2 separate regions of the Homo sapiens genome follow, and region 2 is linked to region 1. Evidence: read pairs that join two places in POLR2A ChIA-PET (ENCODE). Cell type or tissue: GM12878. All regions are shown on one strand. Links, peaks and the distances in the headings refer to the core of each region. The heading gives the core; the rest is flanking DNA. Region 1 overlaps TMED10 (transmembrane p24 trafficking protein 10). Region 2 has its middle 34 kb from the start of TMED10.

What was found. ChIA-PET counts read pairs that join two places held together with the same protein. Peaks named below come from ENCODE experiments on the same cell type or tissue, not always from the same donor. Only the 100,000 strongest peaks of a DNase experiment are listed, where the experiment ranks them.
Region 2: POLR2A ChIA-PET joins it to region 1 with 6 read pairs; 10 of 35 experiments call an interaction of 5 or more read pairs at or near these places.

The regions. Positions count from the first base shown.
Region 1 is chr14:75,135,750-75,151,006 of GRCh38, reverse strand. It overlaps TMED10 (transmembrane p24 trafficking protein 10), which reads left to right. Exons shown (of 5, transcript NM_006827.6): 3 at 3,270-3,343; 4 at 15,121-15,247. Among named protein-coding and RNA genes, the nearest start is that of NEK9, 16 kb to the right of the region's middle. RefSeq lists silencers at 3,007-3,301, 3,247-3,541. In GM12878, for the core only: no CTCF peak of the experiment used is centred there; no DNase peak of the experiment used is centred there; H3K27ac peaks cover 387 bases.
Region 2 is chr14:75,203,444-75,218,700 of GRCh38, reverse strand. No RefSeq gene overlaps it. Among named protein-coding and RNA genes, the nearest start is that of TMED10, 34 kb to the right of the region's middle. In GM12878, for the core only: no CTCF peak of the experiment used is centred there; a DNase peak (open chromatin) is centred at 7,510; H3K27ac peaks cover 676 bases.

The sequences.
Region 1 (15,257 bases), core at 10,472-12,971:
TGTTTGAACCCAGGAGGCAGAGATTGCAGTGAGCCAAGATCGTACCACTGCACTGCAGCCTGGGTGACAGAGCGAGACTCTGTCTCAAAACAAACAAAAAGGATTGTCTGTTTGCCAGGCAAATGCAGAGAGAAAAATTATGAAGGGTCCTTTTACAAAGGAGACTCTTTAGGGCTATGATGTCAGCTAAGAGGATAGGCTGACAGTTCTATGCAAGAGACTGTATAGTCTGGACTCGACCATTCTGAGAAATGGTGGTTAGGTGATTTCGTTGTGCAAATATTAAGTGTACTTACACAAACCTAGATGTTATAGCCTACTACCCACCTCGGCTATATGGTATAGCCTACTACTGCTCCTAGGCTACAAAGCTGTAAAGCATGTGACTGTACTGAATACTGTAGGCAGTTAGAACACAATGCTATTTGTGTATCTAAACATAGAAAAGATATAGTAAAAATACAGTATTATAATAATCTTATGGGACCACCTTCATATATGCAGTCTGTCCTCGACTGAACTGTCTTCATGTAGTGCATGACTGTACTGTGCTGTGACAATCAGGGAGGTAGTTGGAAGACCTTGTAAGAAAGAAGATATCCTGATCATTTGGACCAGGTGGGGCTGTGAACTGCTTAAGTTTCACAACTTTTTCAATGAGGAAGTACATCTTCCATGGACAATGTCGTAATCAGGATTACACATTGGATTTGGGAGAACAGAACACTCTGGGTGCCACATTTTGTTTTGTTTTGTTTGAAGACTTGTTGTTTTCATGCTCAGAAGACACATGTGACTTGTCTTACTTTGTTCTCAGTCTTACCCTGTGCAGTCTTATTTATATTTCTCTTGCTTTCGAGTTAATCTTTCCAGTCTATCCAAAAGAAGTCCTTTTTTTGTGTGTGTGTGAAACAAGAGTCTTGCTCTGTCACCCAGGCTGGAGTGCAGTGGTGCGATCTTGGCTCACTGCAACTTTACCGGGTTCAAGTGATTCTCATGCCTCAGCCTCCGGAGTAGCTGGAACTACAGGCACGCACCACTGCGCCTGGCTAATTTGTGTATTTTTAGTAGAGACGGGTTTCATCATGTTGGCCAAGCTGGTCTCGAACTCGAACCTCAAGAGATCCACCTGCCTTGGCCTCCCAAAGTGCTGGGATTACAGGCATGAGCCACCGTGCCCATCCCAAAAGAAGTTCTTTACTGTCTTTCAAGCATGCCATACTCCGATTTTAATATCTGAGCCTTTGCTCATGCTTTGCCGTCTGCCTAGAGTACTTTGCCTAAGTCCTGCCTTTAGGTGTTCCCTTTTTAGTGAAGTCTGTCCACAACTACAATCTTCTCTCCTCTTCCCTTTGCTCCATATTGGAATTGTCTGAACCAGTTCCTTTGGCTTAAACTTTTACAGTGCTTTGCATTTTCACCATAGTTGTTTTGTGTATATGTCTTAGATCCCAATTGAATTATTTGAAGGCAGGGATTGTATCCTGGCTTAGTCCATTTTGTGCTGCTATAACAGAACATCGCAGAGTGGGTATAAACAGTAGAAATTTGTTTGGTTCATGGTTCTGGAGTCTGGAAAGTCCAAGATCAAGGGGCCACATCTGGTGAGGGCCTTTTTGCTGTGTCACAATAACATGGCAGAAGGTATCACATGGCAAGAGAATGCACAGGAGAGCAAGAAGGGGCTGAACTCACTTTTATAACAAACCTACTTCTATGATAATGACATTAAATCTATTGATGAGGGCAGAGCCCCATGACCTAGTCAATTCTTAAAGGTCCTACTTCTCCGCCAGGCACAGTGGCTCATGCCTATAATCCCAGCACTTTGGGAGGCTGAGGCAGGAGGATCGCTTGAGCCCAGGAGTTCCAGATCAGCCTGGACAGTATAGCGAGACCCTGTCTCTACAAAAAATACAAAAATTACCTGGGTGTGGTGGCTCACGCCTGTAGTCCCAGCTACTTGAAAGACTGAAGTGGGAGGATTGCTTGAGCCCAGGAGTTCGAGGCTACAGTGAGCCATGATGGTGCGTGCCACTGCACTCCAGCTTGGAAGACAAGAGTAAGAACCTGTCTCAAAAAATTTTTTTTAATTAAATAAATAAAATTAAAGGTTTTACCTCTCAACACTGTTGCATTGGGGATTAAGTTTCCAACACATGAACTTTGAGAGGGGCACATCGAAGCCGTAGCATATCTCTTTAAAATCTCCAGCACAGTTTTAGTACTTAGTGAGTTTTCAATGAGTAGTTATTGAATTGACTTCAGTTCATTTCAGAAAACTTCCAGTGTCTCTCAGGCATCAGAGGGTACAGTACCATTCAGTGTGGCTTATGGTTTCAGGAACCCCAGTGCTTCAGTGGCACTGTTTCCCACAACTTCTAATTTCATGCAGGCAGTTGTAAATTTTATAACTAGGTGAATTCCAGGGGATTGGGGCTGAACAGTTTTCTGGGGCTCCTTGGGTCTTTTCCTTTCTCCTACTTGATGATTTAAGATTAGAATGCTTCTTTGATCCAGCTGAATCAGATTGACTCTTCTAACATGAACTCTATTATAAGAAGCATCCCTGAGATTTGAACACTTAAAGTTGTTTTTTTTTTTTCCTTGAGCTGTTGTAACTCTTTTAAGGGCTTAGTGGGAATAGCTCTATGACATTGTACTCCTACTGAACTAGGCCATACATTGATCAAAATGTTTGAATTAAAGTGGAATATTAGATAAAACTTATGTTCTTTTCAGTACTCAGATTTATATTAAGTAAATCCAAGCTTAGCACATATCCAATAATCCTAATTCATCATGGCCTTCCCTCAAAATTTGACAGGGCAACCTTTTCAGATGTGGAAATACACATTTTCAGCCGAAGTTGTTGCCTACTATCTCTTGATTTATATGCCACTCAATTTCACACTGTTTTGATTTTTGAGTTTTATTTCCCAATTCAATAAGCCTGTGTGGTTTCCCTTCTGTTCTGTTCCTCTGTAGTACCAGTTGCAGTATCTTGTGTCCTTGCCTGCTCAGAGATGTTTGCCAGCAGCATGTTCTTGTTGCTTTCCGGCACCCCACACAGATAGAGGCTTTGTCTGGAATGTTTGTGATTTTAGCCAGAGCCAGGAATTTTCTGCAACTGAGCAGGGGGAGGAGTTGTGGCTGTTTCCCTCTATTGAGAGGGTAGGGGTTCTGTAGAGGGAGGGCGGGCGGGTGGGTGGGTAATTTCCCAGAATTTTAAGTATTTCACACAATGATTCCTTTGATTTCTTTCTCAGGAACAGGGCGGATACCTGACCAACTCGTGATCCTAGACATGAAGCATGGAGTGGAGGCGAAAAATTACGAAGAGGTATGTCCTGCTCTAACAGCCAGAGGAGGCAGCAGTGTGCTATGCTGTGAGGTTTCTGTGACCTCGGCAGGCCAACAGGCTGTGCTTTGCCCAAAGGGCTGTGGTTTCTTAGCAGTCTTGTGACAGCCAGCCATGATCTTACTGATACAAAAAGTGGTATTAACAGCCTTAGCCGGGCGCGGTGGCTCACTCCTGTAATCCCAGCACTTTGGGAGGCCAAGGCGGGTGGATCGCCTGAGGTCAGGAGTTCGATACCAGCCTGGTCAACATGGTGACACCAAGTTTCTACTAAAAATACAAAAATTAGCCAGGAGTGGTGGCGTGCGCCTGTAATCCCAGCTAGTCTACTCGGGAGGCTGAGGCAGGAGAATTGCTGGAACCTGGGGGGCAGAGGCTGCAGTGAGCCGAGATCGTGCCACTGCACTCCAGCCTGGGCGACAGGGCAAGGCTCCATCTCAAAAAAAAAAAAAAAAAAAAACAGCCTTGAAGAATAATTCTGGCTGTGCTGTCAGCCAAAGACTGAACAAACTGTCCCACAGAATGTTGGTTTGATAAAACACTGAAGCATATGGCATTAGTTCTCTTGAACTGTGTGTGTGTAGAGAGAGATATTTTAAATTTTTTAAAGCTGGAATTCAGTTATTTGTTAATGCCCAAGGTTAAGAAAAGTGATTTGTTTTTAATTCCTAAGACTTTTTCCCCAAGACCAACAGTTGTATATCTATCTATCTATCTATCTATCTATCTATCTATCTGGGGCATGGATTCAGTGCTGTTTAGTCTTGAACAACTGTTTTGTGTTTGGGAAATAACAATAGTCAAAGATAGTTTTTAGTTAAAATAATTTCAAACTTTCAAGGAAGAGGGCAGGATGGAGGAAAAAGCTGCAAGAGACTAGGAATGGTGATAATAGAAATTTGATGCTGATAAGAAGTTATTTATTATAGACTAATAAAAACTGACACTTATTTGGGTGACAGGGAGATGGAGGTGTACACAGAATGAGGAGAAGGACAACAGCCTTTTTCATCTCTGCGAGACTTGGGGGCAGCACAAAAGGGTTCTTCAAATGAAGGGCACCTTTGAAAAACCACAAGAACTATTTAAGACTAGATAATTGATCTTTACAGAAAGATAAGAGTATTTTTACCCAACAAAACAGTACGTAAGGGCATGAAGGAGGAGTGGGGTACAGGAAATAGAATGGGCTTTTGAAGAATGCAAACTAAGTAAATGAAGGAAAATTGGTTTAAGTGATTTAGGAAAATTGTCTAGGAATAGTGGAACAGAAGTTGCTCTCTCTTTGGACAGCACTTTGGAAGGGAAATATCCTAAAATGGAAGAAGATTGGAAATGACTGGTTAATTCTGCAACAGGAAGTAGTACAACAGTTGCAGCTCTTTCCTTGTTCAAATCCTCAATTGAATGAAACTAGGTAGCGTTATTTAGAGGCAGTAAATAGGAGCAAGTGATACAGTTGTGAATGGGAGACAGTTTCCGGTAGAGAATTTTCAATTGTTTGTTTCTGTTTCCAGGCTAGTTTAATTTAAATAAATAAAACAAGAAGACCTCTTTATTTGATGAACTTGAGTAAATTGAAAAATTTTTTTAAACCTTCATGATTCAGAAGAATCTTAATTATATTTAAATAAGATTATGTTAAAGTGCTTTTATAAGATATAAAACACTAGGGAGAATGTTCTCATTATTATAAGGTAGAAGAATAGGTAAAATGATTTCCAGTTTGTGGTTACTGCTTCTGTTCCCGAACTGTGGACCATTCTCAGTTGAATTTGTACTCTGTGGAATTTTACCTATTGTAATCTTTTTCTCCAACATGATGCCTGTCATTAAGGGTATTTATTTATTTATTTATTGAGATGGAGTCTCGCTTGGTTGCCCAGGCTGGAGTGCAGTGGCGGGATCTCTGCTCACTGCAAGCTCCGCCTCCCGGGTTCACGCCATTCTCCTGCCTCAGCCTCCCGAGTAGCTGGGACTACAGGCACCCATCACCACGCCCAGCTAATTTTTTGTATTTTTAGTAGAGACGGGGTTTCACCATGTTAGCCAGGATGGTCTCGATCTCCTGACCTCGTGATCTGCCTGTCTTGGCCTCCCAAAGTGCTGGCGGATTACATGCGTGAGGCACCGCGCCCAGCCCAAGGGTATTTATTAAATAACAACACATCAATGCCCTATTAGACAGTAGACATAGCTAGTTCCCCTCAAAAACAGATGACATTATTGTGGGTTTATATAAAGAATGCTTTGGACACAGCTGTCGTATAGCATTTTAGAACCCCTATACCTCCTGGAATTTCCATCATCCTTGGACTTTATAGACATTAGGAAAGGGGCTTTATCTTTCCTGACCTTTTGCTTAACCCAAGAGGGGAATCCCTAGCCCAAAGAAAACCACGGTGCTTCCTTTGCCTGCTTCCTGCTTCAGACGTCTGACATGTCCTAAGCCTGCCTTTACGCATGTAGTTACAACACAGCTCCAAGGTTCTGCTTCTTAACCAAGAAACTCCTCCCCACTACTTTCTTTAACATCTATCCCCACCCTCCTGCCCTTCACCCCTGCTCCCCAGCAGCAGACCAGATTGATGTAGAGGAGGAATGGCTATGACACAGTCCGAAGACCAGCCCTTTCTTCAGTCTGCAGCAAGGCTGCCTTGAACCTTGCTTAGAAATGGCTGTTAGCTGGCAGGGCACGGTGGCTCACACCTGTAATCCCAGCACTTTGGGAGGCCAAGGTGGGTGGATCACCCAAGGTCAGGAGTTGGAGACCAGCCTGGCCAACCTGGCGAAAACCCCATCTCTACTAAAAATACAAAAATTAGCCGGGCATGGTGGCGGGTACCTGTAGTCCCAACTACTCGGGAGGCTGAAGCAAGAGAATCACTTGAACGATTTAATTTCAGGCCCTTGAGATAATGGAGAGGCTTTATCTCCAGAGGATTTGGAATCTTTGGCATCAGCATTAAGATTCGGGAATGTGGCATACTTCTTTAATTTTCATGTCCAACACATCTCTCCCTCATATCTGTGGACTCATAATTCTGAAATCCCATGTGGTCCTGTAAGATTGAATAGTAATTGTACCACACTACCTACCTAAATTGTTATTAATTAATCCATGTGAAATTGCTATGTAACACAATACAAATGTAAGATGATATTATTTGGAAGACAGAATGCTTGTCATACTGTGAAGAAGCATTAAGTCTTGTTGTTTGAATTCTTTAAAGAGAAAGAATGCCTTTGTCCTCGGAAATAAAGCACTTTTGATTTTGATTTCTTGCATTTTATTTTATGAACCTCTGACCACTGTCTCACTTCTGCCCTTCAGAGGGTGTATCTTTGTAGATTCAGGATGTGAACCGAGCCACTTCTTTTTAGTTTGTCATCTGTGAACTAGAGCAGTTGTTTGTAGGGACTTACTGTCTGTGCAGTTGGGAGAATGCAGGCAATTACTGTCCGACAAAGAAGGAGCTATCTGACACATCTTCTAACTCCTGGGCTGTGTGTCCCACGAGTAAAATACCGCTTTGCCTAGGCGATTCTATTTGTCTGTCATTTGCTATCAATCTATATTCCAAAAACACAGCTGCCCTGGTTGGAGCAACAGCTGAAGACTTTCCAAAAGTTCTGTTTCTCTGAGTGCTCTCAGGAAGGAGGAACTCTGATTCCATGTACTAGATCCAAAGTCCTTTTTTTTTTTTTTTTTGAGACAGAGTATCACTCAGTTATTCAGGCTGTAGTGCAGTGGCGTGATCTTAGCTCACTGCAACCTCTGCCTCCCGGGTTCAAACAATTATTCTGCCTCAGCCTCCCGAGTAGCTGGGATTACAAGTGTGCACCACCACACCCAGCTAATTTTTGTATTTTTAGTAGAGACAGGGTTTCACCATGTAGGCCAGGCTGGTCTCCAACTCCTGACCTCAAGTGATCTGGCCACCTCGGCCTCCCAAAGTGCTGGGATTACAGGCATGAGCCACTGTGCCAGCTCTGTTATGTTTATCTTGCTTGTGTTAGACTAGATGGTCTTCACATTTATTGCTGTGCTCCTGGAGTTGGTGGGGGCTGTGGTGGGAGGCATGGAGGCAGCAAACTACTTTGACTGAATTTGTCTTGTCACAAGAAGCTTCTCTCTTGGATCTTGATGCTCCACCAAGGAAAAGAATTTAGAGATTCCCTAGAGGTTAGATTAACACCTCTGTTTTAAGAAGCAGTTTTTTCAGAGAATTAATACCTTTTCTTGGTACAGTTACATATAACTCTGTGAACTCTTTAGATTCAAATCTTCATTATAATGGAAGATTTGGATATGGTTTTAGAAGAGTTTAATTTTACTGGTATTTTGGAGGTGTTATACAGAAAAAGGCTTTGTAACTTGTAGCTTTTCCAAACAGTACCTACCATGACCAGTAAGAATGATGTTAATAGATATGGTGGTAGAGAAGGCTTTCTCCTAGGCGGCGGGCCTCATGAAAATAGATGCAGGCTGGGCGCGGTGGCTCACACCTGTAATCCCAGCACTTTGGAAGGCTGAGGCAGGTGGATCACCTGAGGTCAGGAGTTCAAGACCAACTTGGCCAACATGGTGAAACCCTGTCTCTACTAAAAATACAAAAATTAGCTGGGTGTGGTGGCAGGCGCCTGTAATCCCAGCTACTCGGGAAGCTGAGGCAGGAGAATCATTTGAACCTGGGAGGCAGAGGTTGCAGTGAGCCAAGATCGTGCCACTGCACTCCAGCATGGGTGACAAAGCAAAACTCTATCTCAAAAAAATAAAAAAAAGAAAGAAAAAAAATCAATGCAGAGTGCTTTTAGTATACAAGAAACACTTGCTTCAGGGGACCAGCAGCACTTAGCTACTTTGAGAAAGTTGGCTTCTTTGAAGAAGGCATAGAGTGGGCAGAACAGGTCAATTACAAGTGTTTACCAAGTCTCAGGTCTTTACGACTATATAAACTATAAATCATTTTAATTTCCTTGAGTTCAGGAGCCAAACTAGTGTGGAGGGACAGGATAAAAATAAAACAATTTGTGAATATGACAATATATGATTGAGTGTTAACTGTGTGACACAGTATGTGTTGTAGGGCTTCAGGGAAGACAGTGTGGACAAGAGTGGTTGAAGGAGGCTTTCAAGGAGGCTTGAAAGATAGGTCAGATTTGGGTACAGAGAGCATAAATGCTTTTGGAAGTCAGGGATTCTGTTCTCGAATTTTACAGCAGAGTTTGGCAGTTTAAATGCTGTGATCACCCTGGGTAGGGAGTTAAGAGACCATGGTACTGTTAATTTTGGTTGGACACCCAAAGGGCTGAGTAACTTTATGGAATCTTTAGTTTCCTCATTTGAAAAATGAGGGACTCACTGCAAAATGAAGCACCTTGTAACTATAACATCCTTTGATTATTTAACAACTACATGCAGCTTGCCAGGGGGATATCACCCCCTATTGGAGAACCTGTGGTGCACATTGTCTTACAGACTTGGCAAAACATACCTCATGCTTCCAGTGATGAAGGAGAGTAGAATAGAATACCAGCCTGCCTTCATGAAACATGTATAATTTGGCATTTTTACAGATACTCTGAACAGTTCAATCAACTGCTTACAAGAGCAGAACAACAGAAAGTGGGAATTTTGATATTGAGGATTTTTTAGCTTTTTGTACTGTGATATAAAGCCTCAATGCTATGTATTGAATGCTTAGTCCAGAGCAAGTAAAGAGCGTCTTCTTGAGAATACTTACCATGATTTGTTTTAAAATTTTACTCTGTTGCCCTGCAAAAATAATAGCAATGGGAAACCCAGGAAGTTTATTAGTCAAACTTTATTAGTCAAGCAAACAGGACAACTTATATAGATCCTTGTGGCCTAATATAGCTTGTTCATTTCACCTTTGATTCAGGAAAAACTTAGTATACTCATCTGGTTTTCTTTATTAAATTTCTAGTACTTACAGAATAAACTCACATAGACTTGGATTCTAATGCCAACTGCACCAAGCTGTGATACTTTGGGCAAATTATTTAATACCTCAGAGCCTTAGTTTCCTCATCTGCAAAACTTAAGGATAAAAATATTCACCTTATAGGGTTACGAGGATTAAATGAGATTACAAAATATACTACATTGTGAGCATATATGAATGGCTCTGATTCATTATACTACCTTTTTCATCCCCTTCCCTAATTTAGTCTCAGCCTAACTTTTGAGCCTTTTATTTGCTATTATCCCCTACCCTCCCCAAGCACAAGTGTGTGGCAGTTATGTGTGTACATGCACACATACCCTATAGTCTAGTTTCTAGCACACCAGACTACTTATGTCTAGACTATTCGTAGTTGCTAAACATGCCTGCACTTTACTCCCTCCGTGTTTTGGTTTACAGGTTCCCCTCAGCCTTGAATGCCCTCTCAAAAGTCCTGCCCAACTTGTGAGACCCAGCTCACCCACTTCCTGTTAAGCTTCACTTTGTCCTCCCAACTAGAACTGTTTTTAATGTGTATTTTTTGTTATAGAAGTTACTACATAAAGCCATATATTATGGTTATAACTTACTATATAAGCTGTGAGAGCTTAAGATCATAACTTACCTTGGTACCTTGCACATAATAAGAACTCAGAAAAAAACGTTAAGGCCTTAAAATGTTTAAAAAAAATCAAGAAACTTTTTTATATTTGTTTTAAGCTGGTAATAAAAGTCTATTGTTATATATTCTTGCAATAAAGTTTTTTTTTCTTTATTATTATTACTACTTTGTAATAGAGATGGGGTCTTGCTGTGTTGCCCAGCCTGGTCTCCAGCAATCCACCTGCCTTGGCTTCCCAAAGTGCTGGTATTACTGGCATGAGCCACTGTGCCCTGCCTGCAGTGAAGGTTTTTTGTTTTTTGTTTTAAACCACTGACTACTACTACTACTTCTTCATTTATTTATTTTTTTGAGACAGAGTCCACCCAGCCCAGGCTGGAGTGCAGCGGTGCCATCTCAGCTCACTGCAACCTCTGCCTCCCAGGTTCAAAGGATTCTCGTGCCTCAGCCTCCTGAGTAGCTGGGACTACAGGCATGCGCCACCATGCCCAGCTAATTTTTGTAATTTTAATAAAGACTGGGTTTCACCATGTTGGCCAGGCTGGTCTCAAACTCCTGGTCTCAAGTGATCCATCCGCTTCAGCCTCCCAAAGTGCTGAGATTACAGGCGTGAGCCACCACACCTGGCTAATTTTTTTCTTTTGTAAAAATAAACAGGCCAGGCCCAGTGGCTCACGCCTGTAATCCCAGCACTTTGGGAGGCCGAGGAGGGCGGATCATGAGGTCACAAGTTCGAGACCAGCCTGACCAACATGGTGAAACCCTGTCTCTACTAAAAATACAAAAATTAGCTGGGCGTGGTGGCACGTGCCTGTAATCCCAGCTACTTGGGAGGCTGAGGCAGGAGAATCTGGGTGACAGAGCAAGAGTCCATCTCAAAAAGAATAAACAACAGAAATTTATTTCTCATAGTTCTGGAGTCTAGGAAGTTCAAGATCAGGGTGCCAGTGTGGTCAGGTTCTGGTGAGGGTCCTCTTCTGAATGCATACTGCCTCCTCACTGTGTTCTCACATGGAGGAAGGCGGAATTACTTTCCTTAATAGCATTTAATTGTTAAGTCCGTCAGATTTTGGTGGTTTGAAAAGATCTTTGTTCTTTGATTTCCTCCAAATATTATTTGGATTTCTAGGTTTAGATTCAACATAGAAATATATCCATGATTGTTGTTTTTTACTATTGAGTATCCATGGTGTACTAGGTGTTTGGAATGGCAAGCTAGATTTCAGTACTGTTTTAGTCTCTTGAGATTTCTTTAAGATTTCTAGATTTTAAATTAGTATCATGAGTGAAGGTACTTATTAGGCAAAAATGGCTTCTAGGAAATGAGACCAAAATGAGACCTTCATCCCACTAATGAAGGTCTGAAAATAATTTTCTGGATGAAAGATGGGATTCAATAGATTTTTTTTTTTTTTTTTTGAGTCGGAGTCTCAGTTTGTCTCCCAGGATGGAGTATAGTGGCATGATCTTGGCTCACTGCAGCCTTGACCTCCCAGGCTCAAGTGATCCTCCTGCCTCAGCCTCTCGAAGTATTGGGATAACAGGTGTGAGCCACCACGCTTGGCCTCAGCAGAGATTTTGTTGAGGAAATAAAATCAACTTTGAAGATAGGAATTTGACTGTTTGGTTATGAATAGAGGTGTAGAGTCTGAAGTAGCACCTGTACTAGAAAAGGGGTTGGGAATTGAATGATTAACTAAACAATGTGGAATACTAGCTGTGTGGAATGCTGTGCAGCAGTTAAGAATAAGATGAATTGATAAGCACTGACATTTTTGGAAAGATCTTACTAAATGGAAAAAAGCTATAGAACAATGTGTGTAGTATGCCATTTATAAATAGATTTTAAGTTATATTTTTCTGTGTACATTTACATACAAAAGCATAGTGTCTCAGAAGAAAAGGTGTGGAAAGATAATACATCAAGTTTATAAGCATCTTTACCTCTGGAAAGCAATGTGGGAATTGAGGAACCATGAAGGTAGACTTTTGGTTTATATTCTCTTTGCTTCTGGATAGTTTAAATTTTTAGCCAAAGAATATATTTATGTGTTGGTTGTACAACTAAAAAATAAGTTTTATTACTGGAAAGGGATTGGGAACAGCTTGTGGGGGGCTGTAATCTACAAAAGCCATCTTCAGTACCAGGTTTAATTCCATCATTGTTTTTCGGGTTTTAGGTCTCTGGACTATTGTCCTTTAACAACAACAACAACAAAAATAAAAAAAAAAAAAAAAAAAAGAAGCAAAGGCTGTGGGATTCAGTAGGCTTTAAAGTAATTTTTTTTTTAATATCATTTTCAGCTGGCAGAGGCACAGCCATAGTTTCACTTCCAGTTTCTTTTGCAAGTTTCTATTTAGGGAACTTTAAATAATTTATCTCTAAGAAGTATCATGCCATTTCCTTTATACTGTCTCATTTAGGAAGCTCTGAGTGGGGAAGTATAGAGCAGGAGGGAAGATGTTAGACTAAGGTTCAGCTTGTATAGCTCCTGTATTTTTCTTGAGGAATTTTTTTTTGTTCTGCAGCTCTATATGAGATCAATGAACAGATATATATTCTGGGTTAATGACAAAACCTGGCATTTGGCCATTCACTTAGGAAAGTTAGCTCTGTGCATTAACTATTGGTTAAATCTTACACCCAGAAGCTGTTCTGCAGTTACCAGTCACACCGTTAACTCTAGCCAACATTTTACAAACGCAAGAAAATGTGCTTCTGGTGAGAGAAAACTGTAGGTGTATCATCGCAAGTCTATCACCATATTTTTATGGACCTTAAATATAAACTCAATTTTTACATCCCAATTTTAACAGCAGTTTGTTTTATTTTAAATAACTTTTGTTCATCACACATTTAGTGAAGAATATAATAAGAAAACATAAAATAAATGCCTCCTATTCATCCCTTGTTAACTGCTGTTAACATTTCACAAAGAAAAGGACAAGGACAATGAATTGAACAAAGGAGAGAAAAAAAAGTGGGCCATAGGGAATGTACAGTAAATAGGGAGTAAAGAAGCAGATATATAAACAGAATTATTAAGGCCAGGTGCAGTGGCTCACGCCTGTAATCCCAGCACTTTGGGAGGTCGAGGTGGATGGATCACCTGAGGTTAGGAGTTCAAGACCAGCCTGGCCAACGTGGTGAAATCTCATCTCTACTGAACATATAAAAATTAGCTGGGTGGGGTGGCACACACCTGTAATCCCAGCTACTCAGGAGGCTGAGGTGGGAGGATTTTTTTGAACCTGGGAGGCAGAGGTTGCAGTGAGCCAAGATCATACCACTGTACTCCAGCCTGGGCAACAGAGTGAGACTCCATCCTTAAAAAAAAAAAAAAAAGAAAGAAAGAAACAGAATTTTTTTTTTTTTTTTTGAGATGGAGTCTCGCTCTGTCACCCATCCTGGAGTGCAGTGGCACAATCTCAACTCACTGCAAGCTCCGCCTCCTGGGTTCACGCCATTCTCCTGCCGCAGCCTCCCGAGTAGCTGGGACTACAGGCGCCCGCCACCACGCCCAGCTATTTTTTTTTTTTATTTTTAGTAGAGACGGGGTTTCACCGTGTTAGCCAGGATGGTCTCGATCTCCTGACCTCGTGTTCCACCCACCTCGGCCTCCCAAAGTGCTGGGATTACAGGTGTGAGCCACCACACCCGGCCAGAAACAGAATTATTAAAGAATTCTCTATGTGGAAACTTTAAGAGCAACTGGTATGTAAAAGTTTTAAGATCTGGAAAGCTGGCCGGGCATGGTGGATCACGCCTGTAATCTCAGCACTTTGGGAGGCCGAGGCAGGTGGATCACGAGGTCAAGAGATCGAGACCATCCTGACCAACATGGTGAAACCCCATCTCGACTAAAAATACAAAAAATTAGCTGGGTGTGGTGGCGCACGCCTGTAGTCCCAGCTACTTAGGAGGCTGAGGCAGGAGAATCACTTGAACCCAGGAGGCAGAGGTTGCAGTGAGCCAAAACCACACCACTGCACTCTAGCCTGGCAAGAGTGAGACTCCATCTCCAAAAAAAAAAAAAAAGATCTGGAAAGCTCTGGTGGTGTATCTCATTTTAAAGCAAAGCATAATCTAAGACTGATAAGAAAAAAACAATAATGACATCTTTGCTGGTGTGACAGATGCCTCTAGTTATTAGATACTCTTAAGAGTTTTCTTAGGGGTCTAACTTGAGAGCAGAAGACAGTTAATTTCTTTCTCACATCCTTCATTCCTCAGCATACAGGGAATTCCTTGAAGATTTCTTTTGATAACTGGCTGTGTCATTCTAAAAGAAAAAAATACATAAAAAATTCAGTGCAGTTTTCTCACATCTGAGCTCTGATATTAAACCTTAAAGTTGTTGTAGGATTTATATGAACCAGAATTCTCTAATTGTGTATTTTGAATTATTACTTTAATGCTATAACAACACATGCTCACATTCCTATGTACTGTCAAAGGTTTAATGAATTTAGTGGTTTTTCTTCTAAAACCAGGTTTGACTTAATATGACTCCCACATTTATTGTATTAACAATAGTTTACTTCTTAGACATGAGTGGAAGTGCAAAGTAAAGTGCTTTACTAAAGTCAAAAATCAGCTGGGCATGGTGGCTCACACTTGTAGTCCCAACACTTTGGGAGGCCAAGGCGGACAGATTGCTTGAGCTTAGGAGTTCGAGACCAGCCTGGGCAACATGGCAAAACCCCATCTCTAGAAAAAGTATAAAAATTAGCTGGGTGTGGCAGTGCATGACTGTGGTCCCAGCTACTTGGGATGCTGAGGCAAGAGGATTGCCTGAGCCCAGGAGGTCGAGCCTGCAGTGAGCCAAGACTGTGCCACTGCACTCCAGCCTGGGCAACAGAGTAAAACCCTGTCTCAAAAAAAAAGTAAAAAATCTTGAGACAATAGTATATCTTACTTTATAGCCTACGGTTATTATATTACTTCTAAGATTTTAGTCAAAATTAAAGTATCAAAAAAGGTCTGAAATGGAAAGATATAGTCTATAGGGAAAGAAAGAAGCCCAAATTTTAAAATATGTTAGGATGATTGATAGGAGAGAATTTAAATCTGGTGAAACTTTAAAAAAGACTTCTCTGTTGCCTTCTTTATGTTCTTGACTGAAGCGATGTTTTCAGAGAGCTGAAAATATTCCATTCTTTTCCAGATTGCAAAAGTTGAGAAGCTCAAACCATTAGAGGTAGAGCTGCGACGCCTAGAAGACCTTTCAGAATCTATTGTTAATGATTTTGCCTACATGAAGAAGAGAGAAGAGGAGATGCGTGATACCAACGGTGAGGGGGA
Region 2 (15,257 bases), core at 6,186-8,685, 72 kb before region 1:
TGATCTGCCCACCTCAGCCTCCCAGAGTGCTGGGATTACAGGTGTGAGCCACCGTTCCAGCCACTTTTCGTATTTTTAAGGAAAAAAAAAAAGCATATGGGAAAGGATAGGGGATGGAAGGAGAAAAATCTGGATTCTGGCCACTAGCTTTGCTCTGATTCCGAGCACTTGGTAATTAGACATAGACTCTTCTGTCAGGAATCTGGCAAATAAAACAAAAGAATAGGATCCATATTTGTTATGTTAACCCTTGTAATTGTCTGGAAGCTTGACCATGCCTGAAAGTATATCAACACAAGACAAAGTGAACTAAAAATTTAATAACATTCTGGTTCATTTAACTAACAGGTGGTCAAATGTCTATAGTTGAAGTTGCATCCATGAACATTTGAATTAACTATGGCTGCAGTGATAACACTTGCCAGGTCTTTGCTTTACTTCTCCCTGCAAATCCTGGGTATTTACTTGGGTATCTTGAGCCTCTGGTAAAATGCTATTGCATGTCCTCCTCCTTTGACTCTCTTCCCAAGAGCTGCTTTGATTCGACAAGCCTCCACTGAGCCCTTCAAATGTGCCCTGCAGTGTAGTAGTTGCTGTGGATACACTCATAGTACGTGGATGCTAATTTGGGATTAGTATGGCATTTTGAGACAGAAGGCTTGAAAAAAATGGTACTGCCTCTAATGGAAGAGGACACTAAGTGAGTGAGTGGGAGCTGGGTTGGTCTGGAAGACAATGACTCAGGACATGAGGTGATCAGGGCATCCCAGTGGAAAATGTTTATGAAGTTGTTGGAGCTGAAGGGTTGGATCTTAGGTGAGAATATGAGCTCAAGAACTAAATGTGGAAGTCTTCCATGTAAAGGTGAGTCCACTGAGAAGGGCAGAAAATAGAACAGAAGCCCACCGGCTAAACCTTGAGGTGCAATTCAGAGATGAAAGGTAGGAGGAGGCTAAGAAAGCAGCCAAGGAGATGAGTAAGAACAACTGGAGAAATAGGAAGAAAGCCAGGAGAGCTCAGCACTATTGCAGTTTAGAGTGAAGTGTGTTTTGCTCTGCTTTTTTGTTGTTGCTGTTTTAATTTTTATTTTATTTTATTTTATGAGACAGGGTCTCCTTATGTTGACCAGGCTGGTCTTCAACCCATCAGCTCAAACGATCCTCCTGCCTCAGCCTCCCAAGTAGCTGACATTCCAGACATATGCCGCCATACCAGCTTTGTTGGATTTTTGTTTTTGTTGTTGTTGTTTGGTTTTTGAGACAGGGTTTCACTCTGTCCCCTAGACTGGAGTGCAGTGGCACAATCATGGCTCACTGCAGCCTCCACCTCCCAGGCTCAAGTGGTCTTCCCACCTCAGCCTCCCAAGTGGCTGGGACTACAGGCAAGCACCATCACACCAAGCTAATTTTTAAATTTTTTGTGGAGATGGGGGTCTCTTTATGTTGCCCAGGCTAGGGTTTTATTTTTATTTTTATTTTTAGATGGAGTCTCGCTCTGTCACCAGGCTGGAGTGCAGTGGCACGACCGTGGCTCACTGCAACCTCCACCTCCCAGGTTCAAGCAATTCTCCTGCCTCAGCCTCCTGAGTAGCTGGGATTACAGGCACATGCCACCACACCAGCTAATTTTTGTATTTTTAATAGAGATGGGGTTTCACCATGTTGGCCAGGATGGTCTCCATCTCCTGACCTTGTGATGCTCCTGCCTCAGCTGCTCAAAGTGCTGAGACTACAGGTGTGAGCCACTGCACCCAGCTAGGTTTTATTTTTTAAAGGGACAATAAAAAGGTTTCAAAGCTTCATAGCATGAACACTGAGAAAAGGCCTCTAGGGTGTAAGATGACCAACGTCCTAGTTTGCCCAATATTGTCCCAGTTTTAGCACTGCCAAGTCCCACATCCCAGGAAATATCTTAGTCCCGGGCAAACAGGACCGTTAGGATGTGCAGAGCCTTACACTAAGATACTAAGTTGGGCAACCAGGAATGTCAATATATACCCTCTAAAAGACCACATTAAAAAAAAATCAGATCCTGCATTTGCCACATCCTCTGGGCATGACCTTGGCCCGGACACAGGCCAGGGTTAATAAACTGTACTCACTGGATCCAGTCTTTGAAAACCTTTGATCGCTTTTGAGGTTTTTGGCCTGGAAGCATTTCCTATCATAAAATTTAGTTAAGTCAAACTCTTATTTGGTTCAAGTGCTCTTTCTCTGCATTGCCTTCACCCAAGCGATTGCTTTTACTGGAAACTCAGGGGTCAAGATAGAGCTGACGGCTTTCAGAAAAGAGAGTAAGCCTCAAAACTGATGCACCTGATAGAAAGAGTAAAGAAAATTAGTTCACTCCATCAAAGCTGGAGATCCAATTTTAAGGAAACTGCAACAGACATGGGGAGCTACAAGGTATATCTCTGGCAACCTCCAGGGCCTGTGGCTTTTCTGAAGACCCAAGGTATTGTGTTTTAGTTAGCAGTTATCACAAGGCTCTTTTTCCAATAGTATCTCGTGGTGCTTGGAAGTCGGAGGAAACTGAACGGCTTGCATGGTTTTGGTTTTTGTTTTTTACATGCCTTTGGTTCTGCCCATTTCCTCTAAGCTGGAGGCCAAAAACTGGCAGCTTGGATGGACCAATTCAGCCCGCAAGTGTGTTTTGTTTGGCCTACATGTTGTTGTTTTTTAAATTTTGAATTAGTTGCCAACATTTAAAAATCAGTAGATTTCACACACAAAAATCCAGATTTCCTGCTTTTCTTGAAAAATTGGAAGATATGAAGACAAGGGGGCTGCAGGTTCACGTGGCAACAATAGACAGGACCTGAGCAGCAAGACCCCCTTTGAATGAGGCCTGGGTGCCTCCCTGAGCTTCAGCCCCACCTAGCTCTCTACTTTCCTTTCCTTTACCTACCGGGCCTATTCCTAAGACTCCACAGAGAATGAGGCTTCCAAAATACCTCAGTCATTGGTTCTGAACCACTTGCCTTGACCTATTTCCTGCCCTACATCCCAACATGTTCCCAAGCCTTGGAGGTTCCGACGTCATGACTGCTTTCTTGTTTGTGGATTCAACTCATCCTCCTGGACCGACACCTGGTACCATTCCCTCCCACCACCACCACCAGGTTACCTGTGCTCCCTGCCCACCCTGCCCCTGCCCCGCCAAACCAGGAAGACACACCCATGCTCCGGGCTGCTGGAAGCCACAAAAACCAAACCACAGGCCCCTCCACTTGGTCTGCTCTCACTTTATATCTGTCCCCGATCTTTTTTCCCACTCCCCACTTCTTTCAGGTCCCACCTGGTTGCTGACCCTTCAACTTTCTCTTTTGTTTCCATCCTTGAAATCATCCCTTGGACTTCACCACAGAGTTCAGCTCTTCTTGCTGTGACGCTTGGCCTCTCTCAAGATGGAGTTTAAACTTTGCTTATGCTTCTACTTACAAAATCTTCAACTCAACCCAGCTCCGGGCATTGGAAATGTATTAGCCAGAGTACTGCTAGCTGCTATAACAAACGCATCCCTAAAAAAATGATAATAGGCCAGGCGTGGTGGTTCATGCCTGTAATCCCAGCACTTTGGAAGGCCGAGGCGAGTGGATCACCTGAGCTCAGGAGTTTGAGACCAGCCTGGGCAACATGGTGAAACCCAATCTCTACAAGAAATACAAAAATTAGCTGGGTGCAGTGGCATGCACCTGTAGTCCCAGCTGCTGGGAGGCTGAGGCAAGAGAACTGCTTAAGCCCAGGAGGTGGAGGTTGCAGTGAGCCAAGAACATGCCACTGCACTCCAGCCTGGGAGTGAGACCCTGTCTCAAAAAATAAACAAATAAATAAATAACTGTTAAAATGATAATCACAATAATATCCACTTTGGCCTTAACTAGAGCATGGCAGAAACAACAAAAGGCGGTTAATGTGGTATGAACTAAGTTCCTGTGTCAGGTTGCCGGCACATTATCTTTGTTCCTTTAATGAGAAGGACTTCGCTTGCAGATATGGCTCATGACTAACTTAAGTGGTCCGATCTTTGGGCAATTGCCCTTACTTTGTGTGCTTCTTGGTCCAGTAATGGAATCCACGAGCAGTAGGTAATTGTAGCAGCCTCAACTATCAAATAATATTAGAAGTCAACAGCTATAATCTGAAAAAAAAAATTCCCAACATTTCAGCAGCTTAACATAATGAAAGTTTGTTTCTCACTTACATAACAGTCAAATGTAAGTTGTCCTGGTCCTAGCCTTTTTCCACCTGTGGCTCAGCCATCTTCCAGGGCCTCAGAATCTTCTTTATCCAGCTGGTGGGGAGCAAAAAGGAGAGAGTGGCAAAGGAATCCCCACTTTTTAACTGCCTCTTGGAAGTGATACACATCATTTCTACTCATATTCCATTGGTGAGAGCTAATCATGGATCCCCACCTAAATGCAAGAGGAGATGGGGAATATAGTCTGTGGTGAGGTGCCACCCCCAGTGACAATGACATGCAATGGTAGTAAGGGCTTCAATTTTGGGTGGACAGCTGGCTATCTCTGTCACAGCACCAAGTCCAAGCAGAGGCCCACATTGCTGGTTCCCTGGATGAGCAATGCAAACGTTTTGCCACTGTGAAGTAACCGTGGAAGTGCGTATCCTATTTCCCATTAGGGATGAGAAAGAAACTGCACATTTTCCTCCAGGATTATAGTAGCAGTCAGAACTCTCTATGGTAACTGATAGAAACCCAAATCAGCCTAAGAAAAAGGGCACATAGGTCAGGCACAGTGGCTCATGCCTGTAATCCCAGAACTTTGGGAGGCCGAGGTGGGCAGATCACTTGAGGCCAGCAGTTCGAGACCAGCCTGGCCAACATTGCAAAACCCCATCTCCACTAAAAATACAATAAAAAATTAGCAGGGTGTGGTGAAGCATGCCCGTAATCTCAGCTACTAGGGAGGCTGAGGCACGAGAATTCCTTGAACCCAGGAGGCGGAGGTTACAGTGAGTCAAGATCATGCCACTGCACTCCAACCTGGGTGACAGAGCCAGACCCTGTCTCAAAAAACAAAACAAAAAAAAAAGAAAAAAAAGAAAAGAAAAAGGGCACATGTTGGCTGTCATAATTGGGAAGTCCAGGGGGTTGAGTTAGTCTAAAGTACAATTGCATCCAGGCACTCAAACATGAATATTAGTTATTTCTTCCTCTCTCCGTTTCCATGTCCTGGCTGAGTCCCCTCTTTTCTCCTGTAGATATTCTCCACGTGGCAGGGAAGGTGGCTGACAGCTGCCCTTGACTCACATCCTCCCAATCCCATGTTCTAAAAGGCAAAAGCCCTTCTCCTCTAGCCCCAAGTTTTAAAACCACAGAGAAGTCTGTGATTGGCCTGGCAGGGGTCACTGGTCTACCAGGGAGACGAGTGAACTAAGAGTTCCTTTCCCACCACATTGAAGTGGGGTAAGAGCAGCTTCCTCAAGAAAGCAGGTACTGTAGGACAGACAAAGCAATAAATGCCTGCCACAAACACGATGTAGACTCTGCTTTGACCACACAGTCTCTGACCATACCTCTGTGGCCAGCCCAGACTCTGAGCCTCAGTGCAGGTCCTGGGGAGCTGCCTCCTGAGACCAGAGCACACCCACTGTGCACTGTTTTAGTTAAGGTTATAGTTTCTACAAGAGTTAATAAGGTCTTCACGACTTTCTATGAATTCACCGGAAGGAACTGGAAAAGGGCTATTGGTAAGTTTTTACAAGATTTGAAGAAAAAGTTCCATCAAAGGGGTATAATTGCATAATGAATATCATTGGAAAATGCATGCTTTTTAGGCAGGAATTTACTTCAAACGTTGACTTACCTCATTTACTCATCCATCCAACAAATAATTATTAAGCACCTGTAATGAGCCTCGTTTGGAGTCAGGTGCTGGACATGCAATGATGGGTAAGTTCAAGTCCGTGGTCTCACCAGACTTAATGTCTCTAGTATATAAGAATACAGAGAAATACAGTTGAGGCAAAATGTGATGCCATGACCAAGTGTTTAAGATAATATTGTTACATAAACAAACAAACATACAAAGACATTTCTTCCAAGCATGGAAGAAGTTCCTGATATCCTCAAGAAAGAAAAATAGGAATCAGGAACCAATGGCAGCCAGGCTGTCTTGGAATTCATGATATATGGCAAAGCACTTCTGGAGTGTTGGTGCCACTGGTATGCCACATTGCCAGGTACATTCTTGGGACCAGCCACAATCTGATCCCTTCCTTGATTGCTACTTAGGTTTGGATAGAGAATCTTTTCCATGAATACACATTTCCAACCTATTGTTAAATCAATGGCAATTGTTTTATATTTATAAAAACTTGTTTTATATTTATGGAATACTATTATCCAAGATGAAGAAAATCTATACAGCTATCTACCTCTTAATTTTTTTAGTATTTTTTTTTCTTTTTTTTTGAGACAGATTCTTGCTCTGTCCCCCAGGCTGGAGTGCAATGGCGTGATCTCAGCTCACTGCAACCTCTGCCTCCTGGGTTCAAGTGATTCTCCTGCCTCAGCCTCCTGAGTAGCCGGGACTACAGGTGCCTGCCACTACACCCAGCTAATTTTTGTATTTTTAGTAGAGAAGGGGTTTCTCCATGTTGGCCAGGCTGGTCTTGAACTCCTGACCTCAAGTGATCCACCCACCTCAGGCTTCCAAAGTGCTGGGATTACAGGCATGAGCCACTGGGCCCAGCCCAGTAAATTTTTTATTTTGAAATAATTTTAGATTTACAGAGAAATTGCAAAGGTAACACAGAGAGTTCCCATATACCCTTTATCCAGTTTCTCCTGCATTCTTACATTACCATGGTACATTTGTCAAAACTCAGAAACCCACACTGGTACATTACTAGGAACTAAACTCCCTGCTTTATTCTGATTTCACCGGTTTTTCTTCTAATGTTTTTTTCCCTGTTCCAGGATCCAACCCTGGATATGACATTGCATTTTTTTTTTTTTTTTTTTTTTTTTTTTGAGACGGAGTCTCGCTCTGTCGCCCAGGCCGGACTGCGGACTGCAGTGGCGCAATCTCGGCTCACTGCAAGCTCCGCTTCCCGGGTTCACGCCATTCTCCTGCCTCAGCCTCCCGAGTAGCTGGGACTACAGGCGCCCGCCACCGCGCCCGGCTAATTTTTTTTTGTATTTTTAGTAGAGACGGGGTTTCACCTTGTTAGCCAGGATGGTCTCGATCTCCTGACCTCATGATCCACCCGCCTTGGCCTCCCAAAGTGCTGGGATTACAGGCGTGAGCCACCGCGCCCGGCCATGACATTGCATTTAATAGCTCTTGATTTTTGAAGATCATTATTCTTCAGGCATGAGTCAATGCTTCTTCTTTTCCTCCTTGCTGCCAATGTTTTAGATATTTCATGGTTCATTAGTACCTCCACCAGAGTGTGAGCAAGGGAAGGAAACCGTTTTGAAATGCAAATCAGCCAAATGTTGTTATTTATTCATTTGTGGCAGTTAGCTCGGTTACTAATAAGGCCAAGGTTACTGGCTTCACCTCTGTAAATGAGTCAGCTGCCTTAGCAATGACGGGGGAGCTGTTGTCCAGTGGCCATTATTTGCACCCCAAACCCTGTTAAGCTTCTCTTAAATGCAAACTTTTCACCACTGTGAGGTAATGGAGGTAATGGTGGGAGTGTGTATCCAATTACCTTGCTACTCCAGGTGTGACTCATGAACCAGCAGCATCAACATCATCTGGACGTTTTTAGAAATGCAGACGCTCAGGTGCTACCCAGATCCAAGAAGGAATCTGCACTTTAACAAGATACCCAAGTAATTAAGAACCATGGCCAGGCGCGGTGGCTCACGCCTGTAATCCCAGCACTTTGGAGGCCGAGGCAGGTGGATCATCTGAGGTCGGGAGTTCAAGACCAGCCTGATCAACATGGAGAAACCCCATCTGTATTAAAATACAAAATTAGCCAGGCGTGGCGGTGCATGCCTGTAATCCCAGCTACTCGGGAGGCTGAGGCAGGAGAATCACTTGAACCCAGGAGACAGAGGTTGCAGTGAGCCAAGATCGTGCCACTGCACTCCAGCCTGGATGACAGAGCGAGACTCCATCTCAAAAAAAAAAAAAAAAAAAAAAAAGCATGGCCATGCAACAAATATTTATTGAGAAACTACTCTGTGTCAGGTGCTGGAGTTTCAAAAGTAAAAAAAAAAAGAAAACATCTCTCTGTTATTCTAGACTTATAGTCTAGTAGAGAATAACAGGTACAATTATAAAGACAATTGTATTGATGGGGTACTGCCAGGGAACAAAAGAGGGCCTATTCTTGAACTGGGAGACCAGAGAAGATTCTCAAAGAATGTCATATTTAGCTGAGACCTGAAGAATAAGAAGATTTAGCCAGTTGAAAGAAGGAGGAAGATACAGGGGGTGAGGATGGAGAAAAGCAAGTTAGGGATGGAGGAACTCAGAGGCAAGGCAGACCACGGTGGCTTCTGCAAATTGCACATAGTTCAACACAGTGAGAACATCAAACGCCAACACTGGGAATGTTTGAGGTGGATGATCTGGAGATTTTCTTCCCTCTCTAGTCATCAGCATCATCAACTCATATTATTGAGCATCTACTATATGCTGAGCACCATGATAGGTGTTGGGGATATGGGTAACAAATGTCACAAACCCATTATACACAGGACATCAGTCTAGGTTTGCTACATACTATAACAACTGGAGGGAAGAGGTACACATACATCAGAGGTCCTGCGGGAATGCTCAGGAATCGCCCCTGGGCAGAAGAGTCCAAGGGAGGCCAAGCCTGGAATCAGATAGGGTAAGTGGAGTATGTCAAATATTGAGAGGCTAAACAAAGGGGTCCCAGCTAAAGCATGCCATAATAAAAGAGTACATGGCTGTGGCTCACACCTGTAATCCCAGCACTTTGGAAGGCAGAGGCGAGCGGATTACCTGAGGTCAGGAGTTCGGGACCAGCCTGGTCAACATGATGAAACCCCATCTCTACTAAAAATACAAAAATTAAGGCCAGGCACGGTGGCTCACGCCTATAATCCCAGCACTTTGGGAGGATGAGGCAGGTGGATCATGAAGTCAGGAGTTCGAGACCAGCCTGACCAACATGGTGAAACCCCATCTCTACTAAAAATACAAAAAATTAGCTGGGCGTGGCGGCACGTGCCTGTAATCCCAGTTACTCAGGAGGCTGAGGCAGGAGAATCGCTTGAACCTGGGAGGCAGAGGTTGCAGTGAGCTGAGATCATGCCACTGCACTCCAGACTGGGCGACAGAGTGAGACTCTGTCTCAAAAAAAAAAAAAAAGCCTGGAATGATGGTGCGCGCCTGTAGTCCCAGCTACTTGAGAGGCTGAGGCACAAGAATTGCTTGAACCCGGAAGGCAGAGGTTGCAGTGAGCTGAGATCGCCTCACTGCACTCCAGCCTGGGTGCCAGAGCCAGACTCTGTCTCCAAAAAAAAAAAGAAAAAAAAAAAAGAGTCCCTTAGGGCTAGAGGGCTAGAAGGTGCTGCTGAGGAGGTCAACATTGGGCAGGGCATGAGAGGTATATTAGTTTTCTATTCCTCTGTAACAAGTCACTACAAACTTAGTGGCTTAAACACACCCATTTATTAGCTCACGGTTCTGTGGAATTCATGGTTCAGAGTCCGGCAGGCTCAGCTGAGCTCTCTGCTTAGGTTTTCACGCGGCTGAAGTCAATATATCAACCACACTGGGCTCTTATCTAGAGGTGCTGGGGAAGAGCCCACTTCTAAACCCATTCAGGTTGTTGCCAAAATCCAATTCCTCATGGCTGTAGGACTGAGATCCCTGTTCCCTTGTTCGCTGCTATCTGGAATCCGCTCCCTGTAAGTAGATGCCCCCATGTTCTTCTCAAACTCCCCGCTCCATCTTCAAAGTCAGCCGCAGTGCATCGTCCTTTGAATCTCTGACTTTCTCCTCTGCTACTATCCAGAGACAGCCCTCTGCCCTCAAAGGCCCACATGATTAGGGCAGGCAGACCTGGATAATCTCCCTGTCTTGAAACAGAACACAATCACGGAACTGAAATCCCATAATATTCAGAGGTTCCTGGGATTTGGACATCTTTTGGGAATCATTTTAGAAATGTTGTCTCCTACAAGAGCAAGGAATCAAAATAGAGGCTTAGAATTTTAACTGGCAGGCCTTTGTAGCAGCCAAAGTTCTGTGAGCATAGAAGTGGGGTCTGCATTCTGATGGCCCCCTGGGAGGTGTGCCTTTGCACTGTATGAGTACACACATTTGCAAAAGGTCTCACACCCACTCCGTTACTTCTGTGATCTCCTAGGATATTCCGATAGTCATAGTGATTTTGGAGGCGAGGATCCTCCTTCCTCTGAATTAGGTCAGGCTGCAAATCTTCTTGCTGTCCCCATGAAGGGTCCCTGTTATGTCCCACAACAGCCCAGATCTGGAGCTCAGTCCTGTTCTCGTTTTGTTTGTTTGTTTGTTTGTTTTTTGGGACAGTCTCGCTCTGTCACCCAGGCTGGAGTACAGTGGTGCAATCTTGGCTCACTGCAACCACCGCCTCCCGGGTTCAAGCAATTCTCTGTCTCAGCTTCCCATGTAGCTGGGAGTACAGGCACGTACCACCACGCCTGGCTAATTTTTTGTATTTTTAGTAGAGATGGGGTTTCACCATCTTGGCCAGGCTGGTCTTGAACTCCTGACCTGGTGATCCACCTGCCTCGGCCTCCCAAAGTGCTGGGATTACAGGCGTGAGCCACCGTGCCCGGCTTCCTTTCTAGTCATGGCACAAAAACCCACTGTCTGTGGCATTGGTGGGTGCAGCAGGGGACTTTAATGAGGGTTTGAGTCATGCCCTCCATCCTCTTTCCAATAGCACCAAGCATCTCACTCCTCAGAGGGCCTTCATCCTTCTTGGCTCTCTTCCTTCTCTCTCCTCCAATGTCGCTTCTCTCAGTGCTTTACCTCGTCCCTGTTTCTCAAAAGCCAGCCCTGTGTCTCCTTTCTTCTTATGCACAGGGATTCCCTTTTCCCCACCTCCGCAGCAGAATGTTTCCACTTCCGATGATTTGGCTAAGGCTTTGCCTGTCACTGCCTGTAAGGATCTACCAGATTAATTCCTTAAATCAAGACCACCTTCCTCCCACACCTTCATCTTGCAATGGGAATGAAGGTGAAGGTGGTTTCCTTCTTCCACCTTCACCTGTTATGGAAGGAATGAATGAATGGAAGTACCCAGTAACACAGGAACATGGGGGTGGGAGGAGCACCTCCCCAAGCAGGTTACAGGGAAGCAAAGCCCTGAAAGGGTGACTAGGAGGGTGGAAACCAGATCCCAACTGAGAAAAAGAGGATTTTTTTGGTTTTGTTCTTGTTTTTGAAACAGGGTCTTGCTCTGTCACCCGGGCTGGAGTGCAATGGCGCCATTCTGCTCCCTGCAGCTTCAACCCCCTGGGCTCAAGTGATCCTCCCACCTCAGCCTCCCAAGTAGATGGGGTCTTGCTATGTTCCCCAGGCTGGTCTCAAACTCCACAAGCAATCCTCCCACCTTGGCCTCCCAAAGTGCTGGGATTACAGGTGTGAGCCACTGCACTCAGCCTTTACTGGGCTTTATTATTATTGTTATTATTTTTGAGACACAGTCTCTCTCTGCTGCCCAGGCTGGAGTGCAGTGGCCCGATCTCAGCTCACTACAATCTCTGCCTCCCGGGTTCAAGAGATTCTCCTGCCTCAGCCTCCCAAGTAGCTGGAATTACAGGAACATGCCTCTGTGCCCGGCTAATTTTTTTATTTTTTGTAGAGACAAGTTCTCACTATGTTGCCCAGGCTGGTCTCTAACTCCTGGGCTCAAGTGATTCTCCCACCTTGGCCTGCCAAAGTGCTGGGATTACAGACATGAGCCACTGTGCCCAGCTAGGAGTTTTTTTTACCAATACAGACAGAAGAGAGTGGGAGAACAAGGCCTGCTTTAGGAAGTGAGGAAAATGCACAGAACTGGCCTTGAAGGAAGACTGAGACTCAAGTTAGTCAACAGGAAGAGGACAAGGCTTTCCAGGCAGAACCCTATTAACCAGGAAGGCAGGAAGGGGGGACTGTTTGGCTGTTTCTTAACCAATCACTAGAGCTCTTTAACCAGAATGGAGGGCTGTCATAGAATATGCCAGGTGTTAAGGGATGAGAGGTTAACTAACGGCGAACTTGTAAAAGGTATAGTATACAAGGCTATTACTTCCCCCAGGCAATGAGGAGCCATTGAGGTTTTGGTGTGGCATGTCAGTTTGTGCTAGCAAGGTCACTTTTATTGACTTAACCTGTATGTTTGTAAGTGTGTACCTTCAGATTACACAAAACCTGGTTTTACACACATACACACATGCATACTCCCCCAATTCACATAAGAGCGACTATTTGGTAACATAAGAACCTGCATTAATGGTGGGTTTCTGTGGTCTTTTTTTCCTGCCTTTGGCTTAGTGATTTCTTAGTTCACTGAGAATCAGCAGCAGAGCTGCCACTAATAGGCAATTTGATGAATATGACTAATTGGCTCTCAGCATCCATTCTCACCTTTCTTTTCTTTTCTTTCTTTTTTCTTTTTCTTTCTTTTTTTTTTTTTTTTTTTTGAGACATGGTGGTCTCACTCTGTCACCCAGGCTGGAGTACAGTAGCATGACCTCAGCTCATTGCAACCTCTGCCTCCTGGGTTCAAGCAATTCTCCTGCCTCAGCCTCCCAAGCAGCTGGGATTACAGGGGTGAGCCACCACGCCCAGCATACTGGACTTTCTTATGTTAAAAATGCTCTCCAGCTACAAACTCAGACTCCCTCAAGTTAGAGTTCTGGATGATGCGAGTAGGCCTCATTAAATCTGATGCACTCATGAGAGATTTGAAAGGCAAAAGGAAGTTGAGTCATGGGCCCCTTTCTTCCTGCTTTGGCCACGTTCTGCTGCAAGCAATGTCAAGGAGATGTGGGGATCCACAGCAGCAGTCCAGTGTGTAATTTCCAGATCCATGACTATCTACTGGAACTTGTGGCAGAGGAGGTGGAGGTGATACCTAATCCCTGGATTACAGCTGTGGTGGTGGTGAAACCTTAAACTGAGCCATCCCATTAGCAGCCTCCTGATTATGAAGGAGTTACAGGTCCCCTGGGAGGTCAGTTCTGGGGTGCTTGGGTACTCAGTCCAAGAGGGAGCTCAGTTCCCAACCTTCTGATAAAATAAAATTATTAATTTTCTGCCGGGTTTGGTGGCTCATGCCTGTAATCCCAACACTTTGGGAGGCCAAAGCAGATGGATCACCTGAGGTCAGGAGTTCAAGACCAGCCTCACCAACATAGTGAAACCCCGTCTGTACTGAAAATACAAAAATTAGCTGGGCATGGTGGCAGGCACCTGTAATCCCAGCTACTCCAAAGGTTGAGGCAGGAGAATCGCTTGAACCTGGGAAGAGGAGGTTGCAGTAAGCCGAGATCATGCCACTGGTACTCCAGCCTGGATGACAGAGCAAGACTCCACCTCAAAAAAAAAAAATTATTAATTTCCTTCTTGCTTAAAATACCTTGGGTAGCTTCTGTTTCTTGCTTTGAACCTTGACTTCTGCAATAAGAGGATATATACAAAAGGGTAACTTTTCAATAAATAGACTCAAAAAAATCTTACATTTGGCACCAAAACTACAATGAATTAGGGGGTCTGGAATCACTGGCCTCTTAGCTCATGGACATTCCTAAGCTAATGCTCCCCAACTGTGATACGTATACCTCTAGTGGCACACAGGAGGATTTTAGCACATGAGTGAACATTTACACAATTTCAATAAGTGTATATTTATTTTAATGTGTACTAGAAAAAAATTTATAGGTAGCATACCAGACCCGATTTCATGAATCAGCAACTTCAAGAATATGATTGTTTACAGCAAGGCTAGCATAGGTAGTGACTATGCCAGCGAAAATATGTTAATTAATGAAAAGTATAAAATAAATAGCAGATGGATAACATGAAGATTTGGCAAAAATCATGAGGATGGTATTCAAACAACTGAAGTTTGGCAAACCCTTTCCTAGTTATTCATTCTTATGAGTCCCCTCACTATAGGAATGGGGAGAAGCCAGTTGGCACCGTAAGTCCTATTCGCCCACCTGTACCACACTCCCACTCCCAAAGATCACCATTCCTTTTAAACTCCAGCAATTACTGAAAAGTCAATACTGTTCTTCAGTGTCCTAGAGAAAACTCCCAGAACCTGAGGTTTATCACATGCCAAGGCTGAATGAGCCCATCAGCAGGACCAAAGGGTGGAGTTGGGAGGAGAAACTGCAAAATGAGCCTGGCTCCAGGAACAGCATGTATTCAGTACAGAGCCATAAGTTCAGAAATACCAGACTTGGGTGTGTTTGTTATGGAGACTTACTATAGTGAAAGGAAAAGCTGACAAAGTCATCTCTCGAGTCCCTGTCAAAAGCCACAAGCCCCAGACACACTAACAAAATAAGGCGACGGTTAGGAGCCAACATACCTCTCTGTCCTTGTTTTCATTCCAAAGACCTCAGAAGAGATCTTGCAGATATATGACTCTAAATGTAATGAGTACAAATTGCAAGTACTCAAAAGCTAAGCTTTGATAATGCTTAACTGCAAGAGCAAAGAGATAAGATGAGACACTGGACTAGAGGACATTTAGAAAAAACGGTCTAATAGATCAATGGTTTCCAAATGCCCATCTACACAGACCAGTGTCTTCTATGGAGGATGGCTGTGTGTTTTAAAATTGTAGATTCCCAGTCACTTCCCAGAGAGGATTCTGGTGTAGGCTGGAGATGAACTCCTGGGGTCCCAACTGCCCCAGATGGCTCAATCGAGTTTACAAACTACTTTTTGAGCCCTTGTGCCTCATATCTGGTTACTTCGTTCCATTCTCCGCCAGCCCAGCCTGGTTCATTCCTTCCACAATGGTTGACATCTAATAGCTTTCTAACACATCTCCTGCCTCTCTCTGTCTCTGTCTCTCTCTCTCTCTTTCTTTCTTTTTTTTTTTTAGACGGAGTTTTGCTCTTGTCACCCAGACTGGAGTGCAATGACGTGGTCTCAGCTCACTGTGACTTCCACCTCCCAGGTTCAAGTGATTCTCCTGTCTCAGCTTCCCAAGTAGCTAGGACTGCAGGCACGTGCTACCAGGCCCAGCTAATTTTTGTATTTTTAGTAGAGACGGGGTTTCACCATGTTGGCCCAGCTGGTTTCGAACTCTTGA